Regions from separate parts of the Homo sapiens genome. Here all the other regions are linked to region 2. A link is a loop called in an ENCODE intact Hi-C map of the cell type or tissue named here. Cell type or tissue: MCF 10A. All regions are shown on one strand. Region 1 overlaps NPAS2 (neuronal PAS domain protein 2). Region 2 overlaps LOC105375310 (a long non-coding RNA gene). Region 3 has its middle 34 kb from the start of NPAS2.

Region 1 (5,000 bases), 170 kb before region 2:
AAGATGACCAGTGTCAACAGGGGTACACAGGAGCATGACAAAAACCCAGACCACTCAGCCAGTCCTAGACAATGTGTCATTTCACAGTGAGGGGCAGGGCTGAGTGAGCTCTCTAGAAGGTTTCTCATGGAGCACTGCAATATGTCACAGAGAGTGTGTCCTACAGCTGCCTATCTTGCTGGTGGCCTCACCTGCACAGAGTGAAAGCCAGCGAGATTCTGCCAGGCAGACCCCCGGGGGCCAGAGAGCTCTGCTGAGCAGGGGGACAGCTGCATCTTACCTCTTGGCTCTGTCTTTCTCATCTTCATCCATTAGATTTTCTATGCAGTTTTTCCTGCAAAAAAAAAAAAAAAAATTAAAAAGAATGGATAATTACTGTCTGCTTCTACATCTTTCTTAAAAGTCTTTCAGGTTGTTGTCATTTTGGTCTTAGCCCAGTGGTTCTCAAACTTGTTGGTCCTGGCACCCCTTTACACTCTCAAAATGGACTGAGGTCTCCAAAGCACTTCTGTGTATGTGGGTTAAGGCTGAGAAATGTTTAAATGCACAGGCACTCTTTCATTGGGCATCGGAGCAATGAAGTCATCAGATGTCAAGTAACTTCTGGAAAAGTCAGAACAATTATGTCGTGTACACTCATGAGACAAGGAGAGCTCTTTTAAAAGGAGCAAATAACGAGTTAATTATATTTTGAAAAAATGTCTTGACCTCAAGGACCCCAAGGGTCTTCAGACCACACTTTGAGAAGTGCTGTCCAGACCTGCTCAGTGAAGCAGCATCTGTTCCTCTCAAGCCTTAGGTCGCACGCACCTCCCAGTGCCTGCCTGGGATCCGTTAGCGACACCACAGCGGGCCTTGTTCACTCCTGCTTGCAGGACCCCAGTGGCCTATGACATCCTAAAGGAGAGTGTTTATCTGTCCATTCAAACCACACAAGCTCCTCTGACAAGTGGCCTGGAAGAATCAGCCCCAAAGGAGTGTAATCCGCAGTTCCTCCCTTAGGGCGTTTACTCTCCTTGAGACAGCGAAGGTGCACAGATGTGAAAGATTACGTAACAATCCAGGAATGTTCTTCCTCAACACCGGAGCCTCTACTCTCCCAGGCCACTGGCTTGATGCTTCTCAGGCCCACAGATCCAGCTTCCTCTCCTACCACACGCAGGCCTGGGTTCCCTCCACCCCTCAGAGCTGCATAGCCCTGGCTCCTTTCTTCATTCACACATTTCCCAGAGCCCCACCTGTCTGGGGTGCGCCCCCCAAGTCAGCACATCAAGCAGAACCGTTCTCAGGGCACTCATGAGGCCAATGCCAGCTGTGGGAGTGGGAGGCTGAAGGCTGCGGTGGCTGGGAGGGCAAAGTGTGATCGAGGTAAAGGTGGGGACCATGGAGAAGCTGAATCACCACTGCCCACCCGCTTCTACGCTCAACACACAGGGTCTTCAGTCGGAACTCCCAAACCAGCACTTCGCAAATGCACCACCAATTACTCTTGAAATATAAAGTTTCAGATAAAAATTTTCAATGGAGCCAATCAATCTTTCTCTGAGCTCATTTAGTTTTGTGATTTTGGTCACCTACGTACACAAACATGGGTCTGAGCCAAAGCAAAGATGAATTCTGCAGCCACAGCCCCTGTTCACATAATGCCCATGCAGTCAACAGCAGGCATATTCCACAATGGACTAGCAAGAAATGCTGCTTAGAAGTTAAAGCCTGTATTACAATTGAGTCAGCGTTAACACATCTGCAAACAGGCCTGTGCTTAATGTTTTCCAGATGGAATCTGTTCAAAGTTTTATGTCAATTCATTGAATGATGCCCTACCCCAAGCCTGTGCTTCCAAGGAGAATGGTGGCTGATCAAAGCCCCAGGGCATGAGCAAGGACCCGGCCACGCTGTGTTCTTTACCAGGGGCCCCTGGACAGAGCTTGTCCACAGGAGGGCTGGCTGCTGCTCCTCAGTCCACTCTCCTGAGCTCCTGGGATCCTGTTTGGATGACCAGGGTTGCTGAGTCATAAACTAAACATCTAAAAATGACTAATAGCTCTTCTTTATCAACCACATCTTCTGTGATTTGTATGTTTATCCCGCAGACATTTCCTGAATCTATAAAACCTGGATGCTCTACACCCATTTCCTCTTCTTCAGCATCCCTCTCATTTCCCTGCCCCGTTCCTCTCACTTGACCCGACTAAGCCATTCAGCTGAGCTGCACCCAGTGTGAGGAGAGGGCCTCTAAGCTGAGTTCCCATTGCACCTGTCACAGAAGCTCCGTGCTGATATTTTTACTATTTTGTCACCTCTGTTGTCTACCATGTTATTTTTTCACTTAAAAAATTGTGATAAAATACACCTCAGAAATTTACCATCTTAACCACTGCTGAGTGCCCAGCTCAGTGGCATTAAGCACATTCATACTGTTAGGCAACCATCACCACCATCCATTCCAGATCTCTTTGCCCTTGCAAAGCATAAACTATTCATTCAACAAGAAGTCCCCATTCCCTACTCACTCCAGGCTTCGCAACTGCCCTTCTACTTTCTGTCTCTATAAATTTGACTATTCCAGGTCTGTCATGTAAGTGCAACCAGACAGTATTTGGCTTATTTCACACAGCGTAATGTCCTCAGGGTTCATCCATGTTGCTGCATGGGTCACACTCTCCTTCCTTTTTAAGGCCGAGTGATATCCCATTGCACGGAAACGCAGTGTTTTGCTTGCCCATTCATCTGTCCATGGACATGGGCTACTTCCACCTCGGCTGCTGTTGAGTGTGGGTGTCCATCCCCCCTTGCGTTTTAGAGTCACCCTTTTACTTAATAATAGGATCTGGAACCAGCTTGAAGGCAAACAAGGAACAGGATGGAAGGGAAGAAAAGCAGTCCTCTGAGGTCAGGTTAAAGGAATCACAGAGAAGTTTAGGGGGTGACAATGACTCTTCTCAACCGTATAAAGTTTTCAGTGAGAAGGATTTTGAGCATCTACTTTTTTTTTTATTTTGATCACAGAGTGCCAGAAAACAGAAAAGGAGCTTAAATGAAAGCAGAGGAGATTTTGTTTGGAGCTGAGACATAATGGTTGAGGTGATGAACCCCCAGAGTGAACAATGGAGGGATGCCGTACAGCCTTTACCCCAGATAACCATGTGTCCTACGTGGCGTAGACAGTCACGAGGTGTGTGAATCAGGGTCCCAACAGGAAAGCAGAAGGCGGGTGGGATCCTCTGAGGAGTGCTGACTTACAGGGGGGCTCTTTGTAAAGGTGTGGGTGGGGAGTAGGGAACCAAGAGGGACAGTGTGGTTACCTGAGGTGGGGAACGGCAGAGCTGTGAACACCTGTAAGGGGAAGGGACAAGAGGGAAATTACTTCCCAAACCTGGAAGGAGTGTGTCCCATAGGAGGCGGCCTTCAGTGAAGGGACAAGAAGGGAGCCAAGGGAATAAACACTCTCATTCTCCACCCACCCTCTGATCTCCTGCTGCATCTCCTTTAGCCATGTCTGCAGGATCCTCTGCACAGGGGAGCGTCAGGGAAGAGAGAAGGGAACACGCCCGGTAACATTCATCTCTCTGGGGCTCTTCCAGTTCTGGGTTTCTTGGGTTTTCCTAGAACACAAACTCTCCGGAGTCTTTTTAAGCTTTGTAACATCCCCCCCAGTTTGAAATCCAGGCATCTGCACCTAGCAACTGACCACACAAGAAATCATGATCAACAGTAACAATAATTATGGGAGCCTGATGAAAGGAGAGGCTGAGAGGGGTTCCCAGAACAACCTGAGCAACAAAATGAGTGACAACCGTATTGATTATAGCCTGTGCCACAAACTAAATACTCATGAGTCTTATTTATTTGTTTTATCGTTCCCCACCTCAGGTAACCACACTGTCCCTCTTGGTTCCCTACTCTCCACCCACACCTTTACAAAGAGCCCCCAGATAAATAAACAAATGGGGAGGTAGAAGGAGGGAGGGAGACAGCTTCCTCTTACAGAAGATTCCAATTAATAAATGTAGAAGGAACAATGGCAATAGAAAATCACCATCATGCTTCATGCTTCATGCCTGTAATCCCAGCCCTTAGGGTGGGAGAGTGGGAAGGATAGCTTGAACCCAGGAGTTTGAGACCTGCCTGGGGAATATAGTGAGGCACTGTTCTCCACAAAAAGGAAAAAGAAGAGAAGAGAAGAGGAGAAGGGAGGGGAGGGGAGGGGAAAAGAAAAGAAAAGAAAATCACCATCGGCATACCATAGTAATCATTGTTGCAGGCAAGATCCACCGATGGATGCTAAAATTAATGTGAAAAAGCTTGGGGAGAAACAGGATATTTGCAGAGTTTCAAAGTATCTCTCTCAAGGTATTTATTAATTACAAAAGAAAAACATTTTACAGGGAAGAAGGTTGGCAGACACCACTTTCACCTACTGGTCAACATTAACATCACCAGTGTTGAGTCATATAGAAGTCTCTGTGGAAATAAGCACTCGTTCCTCTTGGGTGTATATATCTAGGAGTGTCATTCTTGGAACACGGGGTAGCTGTATGCTTACTTTATTAAAAACTGCCAGGCTGTTTTCCAAAGTGAACGTACAATTTCATATTTGCACCAGTAGTGTACAAGGAGTTCCAGTGGCTCCATTCTAACATGTAATATTTCTTAATTTTAGTAATTTACGTGGGTGTGTTATGATATCTCATTGGGATTTGCATTTCCCTGATGACTAATGATGCAGAGCACTTTTCACTGGCTATTTAGATATCTTCTTTTGTAAGATGTCTAATTCTTTTGCCTGCTTAAAAAAATTGGACTGTTAGTCTTCATCATACTGATCATAGAAGTTTATCTCTACCAGGTACAAGTACTTTGTCAGAAAATATGAATGGTGAACATTTTCTCCCAGTCTGTGGGTGGCCTTGGTGCTTTTTGGATGGTGTCTTCTGATGAGCAGTTTTAAATTTTGATAAAGTCTAATTTATCAACCTTTTATTTTATGGTTAGCGATT
Region 2 (5,000 bases):
TCACTAGAAAGACGGCATGACTGAGGAAGTCGGTGGGAACAAGCCTGCTTCTCCCATGGGAATGTTTCTAATCCTTTACTGTGGCCACCCTTCTCCAAACTCTGCGGAGGGAGATTGCAGGCTGACCCTACCATGGTGCAGCATTTGGACCATGACTGTCTGGGGGCACGAAGTGCTTTGTGATTTGGTTTAAGGGTGAAATCAGTGGTTCCAAACATTGAGCGCACATTAAATCACCTTGGAACATTGCATTGCAAGAATGCCCAGTTTCCATCCCTGAGCTGCACTAATCAGACTTTCTGGGATATGACGGTTTGGGTGATGTCGTTTTCATAGATTTAAAAGTGATTCTGAAGAAAAGCAGGGTTGAGAACTGCTGTTGAGTTCTTGATGTATGGATTGAGAAATTCGTTCTGAATCGAAACACCCTGTCATCCACTAGTTAAGAAAAATTAACTCTGTTTGCTACTGGTCCCCAAATGGGGCCAGTTGGGCTCTTATGGGAGGGCCCAGCAAATCTGAAACCTTGTTAGTGTACTCCAGACTTCTGCCTCATGCCTGTGTCCTTGGAAACCTAGGCTCCTCCTCTTGCCCTGTGATCCCAGGGGTCTGGCAGGTGAAGGTTTCAGCCATGTTTCACAGTGGGACACCTGCCATGGCTCACAAAGTTGTTGACTGTACGAATTCTGTGTAGTGTCCACTCATGTCCTCCCTGCCCACACCAGCCCTGCCCAGCTGTCTACATGAATCCTGGCAGGACTGAGGGAGGCAACTGAATCCAACCATCCTCACACAGGACAAAGCTATTGTTATGACTAACAATAAGTCACTCTCTATCCGTCTTAATTGCATCAGATCTACTGTTATTTAAACATTGCGTTTATAGTCCTTCTCCTCAAGTAGAAAGTAAGATTCATGAGAGCAAAGATCTTTATTGTGTCACTCACTGCTATGTTGCCATTGCCTAGAAAGGTGCCAGGCATATAGTAGACACTTAATTTACACATGATGCATGAATGGATGATGCAATAGCACCCATTTATGGAGTATGTATTATGTGCCAGGCTCTATATCACTTCACATGTATCATCATGTTTAATTCTCACAACAAGCTTAAGAGGGAGGTGCTACTATCTGTTCTCATTTTAGAGAAGCGGAAATTGAAATTCAGACAAGTTTACACACCTGCCCAAGGTTACACAGGTAGGAAGAAGCAAAGCTAGGACTTGAACCCATGACTTTTCAACTGCAAAGACCACGATCCTAACTATTATATTATACTCATTCCTCTTGCTGGGTATGGTGCAGGGACATGTATTTAGCAAGGACTGGCTGCTTGTCTGTCAGCCAGTCACAATCTGGTTGACTCTGGCACTGAGTAGTCATGTTAGTGGCACAATCTCCAGGGAGAGTTATTGCAATCTAAGGGCTGAAAAGGAAATAGATTCCTATACCTTACTCCCCAAATCCAAGGTTCTTCAGGATATCTACTGCAATGCTAGACAAGCTTATTAACTTTTTTTTTTTTTTTTTTTGAGACAGAGTTTCACTCTTGTTGCCCAGGTTGGAGTGCAATGGCGCAATCTCGGCTCACTGCAACCTCCGCCTCCCAGGTTCAAGCGATTCTCCTGTCTCAGCCTTCCAAGTAGCTGGGATTACAGGCATGCACCACCGCGCCTGGCTAATTTTTGTATTTTTAGTAGAGATGGGGTTTCTCCATGTTGGTCTGGCTGGTCTCGAACTCCCAACCTCAGGTGATCCACCCGCCTCGGCCTCCCAAAGTGCTGGGATTACAGGCGTGAGCCACCGTGCCCAGCCAACTTTTTTTTTTTTTCGGAAGTTTACCCTAGCAGCATATTGAAAGGGCCAAGGTGAGATCAAAGTATGTCTCTCTTGGGTAGTGAGACCCTGAATGACTTTTATTTTACCCTTTATATTTTTCTGCAATGCATATGTATATTCATTATAACAAAGATCCCCAAGTGCATTAGCCTACGTGAGTTCAAAGATTATTTTTGCCTCAGGTAAACAGTCCAGGGCAGAAAGGTGAGCTCTGCTTCATAAGGTCATCAAGGTTTCCAACTGGCCCAGCATGTCTGCCTTCAACATGTGGCTGTTCTTTGGGTTAAGGCTCCTGCTCCAGTTGTTCTCAACTTCGTGGTTGAAAGTAGCTCGCCAGCACCACCTCCAGGAGAGGGGCTGGAGGATTAGGAGAATCTCAACAGCTTCATCTTTAAGTAATTACTTATATCCCACTGCCCAAAACCTAGTTACATGGTTACAACTAGCTGCAGGGTTGAGGTTCATGTTTTTGTGTGTATAAATGCCAACACAATTTGTTGAAAACACTATCATTTCTTCATTGAATTTCCTTTGCACATTTGACAAACAAGATTGATTTGTGTCTATTTCTGTACTTTCTATTCTGTTCTGTTGATCTATGTGTCTCTCCCTCTGCCAATACCACACTGTCTTGATTCTTATAAGTCTTAAAATTAGATAGTGGGATTCTTCCAAAGCCAATTTTCTTTTGGCTATGCTAGTTTCATTGCCTTTTATATGAATTTCAAAATCAGCTTGTCAAATATCTGCAAAAAATTCTGCTAGAGTTTTGATTGACATTACATCAAAAGCATAGATTGATTTGGGTAAAATTGTCCTTTTTCTTGTTGAGTCTGCCAATCCATGAACATAGTATGTTTCTCCATATATTGAGGTCTTCTTTGAGTTATTTCATCAGCATTTTAGTGTTTTCAGCACATAGATTCTATGTATGTTTTGTTAAAATTATTTATACGTATCTCTTTTTGGGGGGGAGCTCTTATCATTTTTTGTTTGTTTCTGATTGTTTATTACTATCTTTATAAATATACATGATTTTTTGTATTGACCTTATATTCTAGAATGTGTTTAAACTCAGTATTATGTTTTCCCCAAAAATTTACATATTGAAGCCAGTTAACTGTATTTGGAGATAGGGGTTTTAAGGATGTAATTAAGGTTAAATGAGGTCATAATGGTGGGTCTCCAATCCAATAGGACTAGTGTCCTTATAAGAAGAGGAGAAGATACCAGGAATGCAAGTGTAGAGAAAACATCATGTAAGCAAGAAGGCAGTGATCTGCAAGCAAAGGAGAGAGGACTCACCAGAAATCAACTTGCTAGCACCTTGCTCTTGGACTTCTAGCTTATAGAAGTGTGAGAAAATAAATTTCTTCGGTTTAAGCCCCTCAGTCTGCAGTATTGTGTTATGTAGCGCTAGTGGACTAATACACTCACTGATTCCTTAAAGGAGCTTTTGGTAGACTTCTTGGGTTTTCTATATAGACAATTGTGTAAACTGCAAATAGGGAAAGTTTTATGTCTTCCTTCCAATCTGTATGTATTTTATTTATTTTTCATGCGTTATTGCAGAGTCTAGAAGTTCTAGTGTTATGACGTATACTGTGGTGATAGTGGACATCCTTCCCTGGCTTTGTTCCTGACCTTAGGGGCAAAGTATTCAGTTTTTCCCCATTAAGTATGATATTAGATGCAGGTTTTTGTTGATGCTCTTTATCAGGTTGAAGTGATTCCCTCTATTCCTAACTTGCAGATAATTTTTATCATGAGGTAGTGTTGTAGTTTGTCAAATATTTTTTCTGTGTCAATTTACATTATCATATGATATTTCTCCTTAGCTTATTGACACAGTGGATAACTTTGAATGATTTTTTGAATGATGAAGCAATCTTGCGTAACTAGAATAAATCTTACTTGGTTGTGGTGTATAAGTTCTTTTATATATTGCTGGATTCCATTTGTTAATATTTTGTTGAATATTTTGACATTTAGATTCATGAGAAACAGCCTGGGCAACATGACAAAACCTCATCTCTACCAAAAAGACAAAAATTAGCCAGGGGTGGTGCATGCCTACAGTCCCAGCTACTTGGGAGGCTAAGGTGGGAGGATCACCTGAGCCTGGGAGGTGGAGGCTGCAGTGAGCTGTGATCATGCCACTACATTCCAGGCTGGGTGACAGAGCGAGGCCTTGTCAAATAAATAAATAATAAATAAGTAAATAAATTGATGAGAGATATTAGTTTGTAGATTTAATTTTTATACTGTCTTTGTCTGGTTTTGATATCAGGGTAAAAATGGGCTCATAAAATTAGGCGGGATATATTCCCTCCTCTTTTCTGGAAGAGATTGTGCATATTTAGTGTTATTTCTTATATGTGTGGTAGAAGTTGCCAGTGAAACCATCTTGGCTTGGAGATTTCGTTTGTAAAATTTTTAAACTATAAATTAGTACTATTCAGGTTATCTGTCTCATTTTGAGTGAGTTTGGGTAGTTCGTGGTTTTTAAGGAATTGATCCATTCCATCTAAGTTGTTGAACTTATGTATGTGGAGTTATTCACAGTATTTCTTTATTGTCATTTCAGTGGCTGTGGGATCTATGGTTAGTTTTATTTTTTAAATATTTCTTGTTACATTTCACAAGAAAGCATGCTGCATTGGTTTTTATAAGAAAGTCTGTTCTAGACACTTCTCAAAAGAAGACATTCATGCAGCCAACCAACATATGAAAAAAAGCTCATCACTGATCATTAGAGAAATGCAAATCAAAACCACAATGAGATACCATTTCACACCAGTCAGAATGGGAATTATTAAAAAGTCAAGAAAAAACAGATGCTGGCGAGGCTGTGGAGAAACAGGAATGCTTTTACATTATTGGTGGGAATGTAAATTAGTTCAACCATTGTGGAAGACGGTGTGGTGATTCCTCAAGGATCTAGAACAGAAATATCATTTGACCCAGCAATCACATTACTAGGTATATACCCAAAGGAATATAAATCATTCTATTATAAAAATACATGCATGTGTATGTTCGTTGCAGCACTAGTCACAATAACAAAGACATAGAATTAACCCAAATGCTCATCAATGATAGACTGGATAAAGAAAATGTGGTACATATACACCACGGAATACTGTGCAACCATAAAA
Region 3 (5,000 bases), 56 kb before region 2:
ACACACAGGTACACAGAATGTAGGTCATGCTTGGCACACAAAACCTATTCTGAGAACTGATGTGTAAATCAACTCATATTTTTAAGGCAGTACATAGCTTACATTTTTAATAGGATGCAGAAAATTATAAGCAAGAAAAGAAATATGTATGATTCAGAAAATATAGAAATAGAAATTCAATAAAGCACAGATGAAAAGTTCATCTCTTTCCCTTCTTCTACAATTTCCTCTTCAAAAAGGCTATTTTGTTTTCTTGATTTCTTTCAGAACTTAAAGAAACACACCTGTATGTATGTATATATGTTCATGTTCATGCACACACACCCACACACATAATTTACAGGGGGTTCAAAATATACAGGCATGAGGACTGGCTTTTTCACATGCTTTGTAAGGAGATTTTTACTCTCAGCACACTCAACACCTCTCCCTCTTTGTCCTGGCTGTATAGTATTTCATTCTATAATGTTAAGGGTTAAATTGTGTCCCCCACAAAAAGATATGTAACTCCAGTACCTCAAAATGTAACCTTATATGTAGATTGTATTTACAGATTAATTAAGTAAAAACGAAGTCATTAAGTGGGCCCTCATCCAAAATGACTGGTGTTCCTATTGTGAACAAAAGTTCTTTGAAAAAGAATTTAGAAGAAAGAGACTTTATTCTAGTAAACAGTTTGCAAACTAGGAAAACACAGCCTTTGTTATGAAACAAAAATTTGTTCCAGAGAGCAAAAGGAAGACAGGTTTTATAGCAAAAGTTCTTGCCCAGGTTCCCAATCAGGTCCATTTATGCAAATGAAGGATTGAGATTCATTTAGTTCTTACTGGTTGACACAACTGAGTTCTTATTGGTCAGTGCAGCTGAGTGCCCATTGCTAGATACAGCTGAGCCCTGATTGGCTAAGGTAGATGAGCACTGATTGGTTGGTTATGGTGAGCTCTGAAAGTCCCAAAGGTTAAAAAGTGTGGGTTTTTGGGAGAACATAGAGTACATGCGTGACCTCTAGGCAGCAAATGGCTGCTTGGCTCTATTTTAAATTTAGGCCCAGTTAGCCACTTAAAGGGTTGGCTTTTTCAGGTTCACATTTGTTCACATGATTAAAAGGGGAACTTTAGACACATAGAGCGGGAAGTTGATCTGAAGAGCACGGGGAGAAGATGGCTGTCTACAGGCCAAGTAGAAAGGCCTCAGAAGAAACCAACTCTGCCAACACCTTGGTCTTGGACTTCCAAACTCCAGTACTGTGAGACAATAAATCTCTGTTTTTAAGCCACCCAGTCTGTGGTACTTCGTTAGGGTAGCCTGAACAGACTAACACATATGGTGCATCATAATTTATTTTACTAATCTCTTTGATAAACACTTTGAATTCAAAAGAATACTTTTCACGCATTAGGAAAATGCATTAGGTAATTGGAAAAAACCCCATGTAGTAAGTTCTTTTTTTGTAGAATAAAAAATTCTTTAGGGGGTGTTAATACTTATCCATCATTCTTCAGGCTGGATTATTTGCATTTGAACATATCAAGCTTTCTTAAAGTAAGTCCACCTATAAACCAGATGCCTGTGCAAGTAGACAAAGTACAATTACAGAGATTTCATATGTAATAGTGAGATCATGAGTGAAAGAGAGTCAGGTGACATTATTAGGAATCTTTTGGTTGCAAGTGACAGACACTGCACTTGAACCAGCCTGAGAGAACAAGGAAACTAATTTTAAGGCTCGGTGTCCTGCAGGATCTAGGAATAGCTGGATGTCAGGGCAAACAGACCAGGGACTCAAACACCCTCAGAACACTCTGTTGCTAAATTTAGTCCTGCCCCTCTCTGGACATTTGATCAATTGTCCTTCTCTTCTAGAGATCAGCTTCCTCCACTTTTGTGGTCTGGCTTTGAAAGGTCTCTGATGGGCTCAGCTTGGGTCAGGTGGTCACGCCAGGACATACCCTGGTGCATCTTGAGAGAAGAGTCACTATACTAATCTGACAGCAACCTTGGGCACAATTTGGATGATGGGAGTGGAGCAGCATGAGGGTGGGGGCTGGGTACTGTCAGAGTAAGGGGGGTGATGTTTGAGTGGCCATCACCTAGGGTCTCCTCATTGTTTTTGACAAAAATTTCCTGGAAGAGGTAGAATTTCAGCAGTGCCACCATTTGGAGAAAACCTAAGGCTTTGTCATACCCAACCCAAGGACTCTGGTCATGCCATCTTCATGGGCCTTAGAGAAGACCCCCTAACTGAGTAGAGTCACCCTTGACAGGTAGAGGCCACCAAATGTGCCTATCCTCTGCAGCTGTGCCATCTTTCCAGGCAGAAGCAAAAAGCAGCAGGCATGACTGCCGAAACAAGACTGGGCTCTGCCTGCAGGAAAATCCGGGCTGTGGTGGTGGCTCAGCGCCTGCCAAGCAAAATACCAGTTAGGAGATGTCGCTGGCATGCAATTTAAAGACTCACTTGACTAGTACTTGAGGTTATTTAGAAAAATACCTTTGGTCACATGCTTCCCAGAATGTTATGTACTTGAAATGAATCATCCCTACCCAGCCCAGAGCGATTTAATTACAATCCCCTCCCGTGTTACTTCTTTTAAAACTTGACCTTCTTTTCTGGTTGCAATTCAAATTCGGCAAAATATCAACTTGGTTTTCTTTTTTGGAAGCCGAGGAGGAATCTTTCTATAGCTGAACAGTTTCAGACAGGAAGAAGGGACCGAGTTCCACGGTGAGAAGCCTTGCAATACAGCAGTGACTGCAGATGACCTTTAATAACTAGGAAAATATCATTCATCTGTGAGGGTTGTTAGATAATTTGTCTCAACATCATACCCGGCTTGTAAGCAAAAACAAACATCTGAGGTAATACAAACAGACCAGGTTCCTAGTAATCTGGTGAGATTATGCCAGCCACACACTCTTGATGTGTGTGTCTCTAGGTGGGGGTCACTGTTCATACACAATGCTGGGGGGCTTTAGGGGTGATGCACTTGATGTGAGTTTTGCTTTTCTAAATCTGAGCATCCTCACTGGCTTGTGTTATTGTATTTGGAGAACCACCCGTGCCAAGGGTGTGTCCTCTTAAGTAAGCATCCATAGCAAGGCACCTCTTGCTTGCCTGAGCGCTGATGCATTGAGTGGGTAGAAATGCCTGCTTGCTCTCAGTCCTAAGGTTGTTTCTTCTGCTGCGACCTGGATCCTGGTGGCCCGACATGGGCTGTGGAGACAGACAAGCCTGCAGCCACGTCTTTCCTCTGCCATTCACCTAAGCTCTCCGAATCTTAGCTTCCTCATTGGTTAAATGGGGATAATAATAATAGTGCCTACATCACAGAGCTGTTGTGAGGATTAAATGAGATAATCTATGTGTCTGCCACAAATCAGGAATTCAATAAATGGCAGTCTGTTCTGTAAAAACCACAATATCAGCTCAAATTGGAATCAAGTAAGTCTCCAATAAAATAAAAAGCAAAGGTTTCCAGTCATAAATCATAAGAAATACCATTTTAGACTGATAGAATGCTTTTCATTTTGCAGTGCGATCACTTCTATTATCTCATTTTATTTTTCTGCAATCCCCATGCGAGAGGCAGGACAAGGATCATGAGCCCCGCCTGTGGATAAAGCAACTGAGGCTCAGACAGCCTTCATTTTTCCATGCCAAGTGCCGAGGGCAGACCCGGCCTGCGATGGTGCCCTCTGAGTGTGTGACTAATGGCGCACAGGCCATTGCAGCAGTATCGGCCATAGAACAGGGTGGCCATCAGGGTGCAGGGTGAAGAAAGCATCCAAAACAGCAAGATATCAGGACTAGATTTTAAGCTCCTGAGGGCAGGCATTGCAACTTGAATTTTTTCACAAACGTCACAGTTTGTAGCCTGGACTCTGCATATAGTAGACAATATATACCTTTTCTGTTCGTAATACCATTTCTGCTCATAAACCATGCCTAAGTTGCTCTGGTCAGCCATTATGACTGACTAGTCACACTTTAAAAGTTATAAATCAACCAAAGGGTTATTCATCTGAAGTACGAAAACGGGCTGTGCAGATGATTTAATAGAACGGCCTTTGACCCTGAAACTGCAGATGATATACAGCCAGGAGAACAGGCTCTGGGGTCAGACTCGGGCGAGCTCATGAACCCCCTGAGCCCCAGTTTTCTCATCTGTAATGCAGTGTCAGTAATACTCACCTTGCAAGGCTTTTTGTGCAATTGAGAGAAAGTGCATATGAAGTGACTGGCACGTGATAGAAGCTTAACAATGTTGATTAGTGTTATTCCTTTTTAATCTGCTTTTTGGTTTCTGGTAGTCAGATTGTTTCCAACTCTGAATCTGAAGCAAACAATGCATGATTCAATAACATGTTGGACAAGGGTTTCTCTCTCATTTTCTTTATGTTCCAAATTAGTTGTTACATCCGGGAGATGTTGACCCTAAAAAACCACATTCGTAGATGTCAGTCAGGTGTTGATCAAAACCTATTGTTCTCGAATCAGCTCTCATAGGGTGAGAGTGGGAAAGTGGGAGAACTCAGCCAGGAATGGGACAAAGTTCAACTTGGCCATCTTTCCAGAGAGCCACTGTGGGTTCCTTGAGATCCAGAACCTTCCATCCTTTCCTGGTGTCCGTCCCAGACCCCTTCTTCCCCAGGCCTCATTCTTGCTCACTCCCTCCTTTCCAAGAGTCATGCTTGGGAGGAGACATATACTCACGTGGGAGGGCACTTTCAGCTGCAGGACTTGACACTCTTGTTTTCTTAGGTATTTGAGATAGGAATGTTATTCACAACAGCCAAGAGGGGAGTCCCCTCTCAAGTGTCCATCAGCAAAAGAGTGGTTGAACAAAATGTGGTCTATGCAATGTGGCCCATACAATGGAATATCATCCAAGATTTGTATACCATTTTTTTTTTTTTTTTGATGGAGTCTCACTCTGTCGCCCAGGCTGGAGTGCAGTGGCACGATCTCAGCCCACTGCAAGCTCCGCCTCCTGGGTTCA

The links. A loop is a pair of places that touch in the nucleus more often than their neighbours do. Peaks named below come from ENCODE experiments on the same cell type or tissue, not always from the same donor. Only the 100,000 strongest peaks of a DNase experiment are listed, where the experiment ranks them.
Region 1: it touches region 2 in a loop (4-fold over the local background); 8 of 110 quality-filtered maps call a loop at or near these places.
Region 3: a loop joins it to region 2, with 7 times the contacts of the local background. A loop is called at or near these places in 8 of 110 quality-filtered maps.

Annotation. Positions count from the first base shown.
Region 1 is chr2:100,900,067-100,905,066 of GRCh38, reverse strand. NPAS2 (neuronal PAS domain protein 2) reads right to left here. Exons shown (of 21, transcript NM_002518.4): 2 at 281-334. The coding sequence starts at 312. Among named protein-coding and RNA genes, the nearest start is that of NPAS2-AS1, 75 kb to the left of the region's middle. RefSeq lists enhancers at 1,258-1,780, 1,487-2,686. In MCF 10A, no CTCF peak of the experiment used is centred here; DNase peaks (open chromatin) are centred at 1,026 and 2,016.
Region 2 is chr2:100,727,647-100,732,646 of GRCh38, reverse strand. LOC105375310 (a long non-coding RNA gene) reads left to right here. Exons shown (of 3, transcript XR_001739612.2): 1 at 1-1,203. Among named protein-coding and RNA genes, the nearest start is that of LINC01868, 50 kb to the right of the region's middle. RefSeq lists a silencer at 2,006-2,300. In MCF 10A, a CTCF peak has its summit at 2,207 (motif pointing left); DNase peaks (open chromatin) are centred at 886 and 2,156.
Region 3 is chr2:100,783,927-100,788,926 of GRCh38, reverse strand. No RefSeq gene overlaps it. Among named protein-coding and RNA genes, the nearest start is that of NPAS2, 34 kb to the left of the region's middle. In MCF 10A, no CTCF peak of the experiment used is centred here; DNase peaks (open chromatin) are centred at 2,466 and 3,086.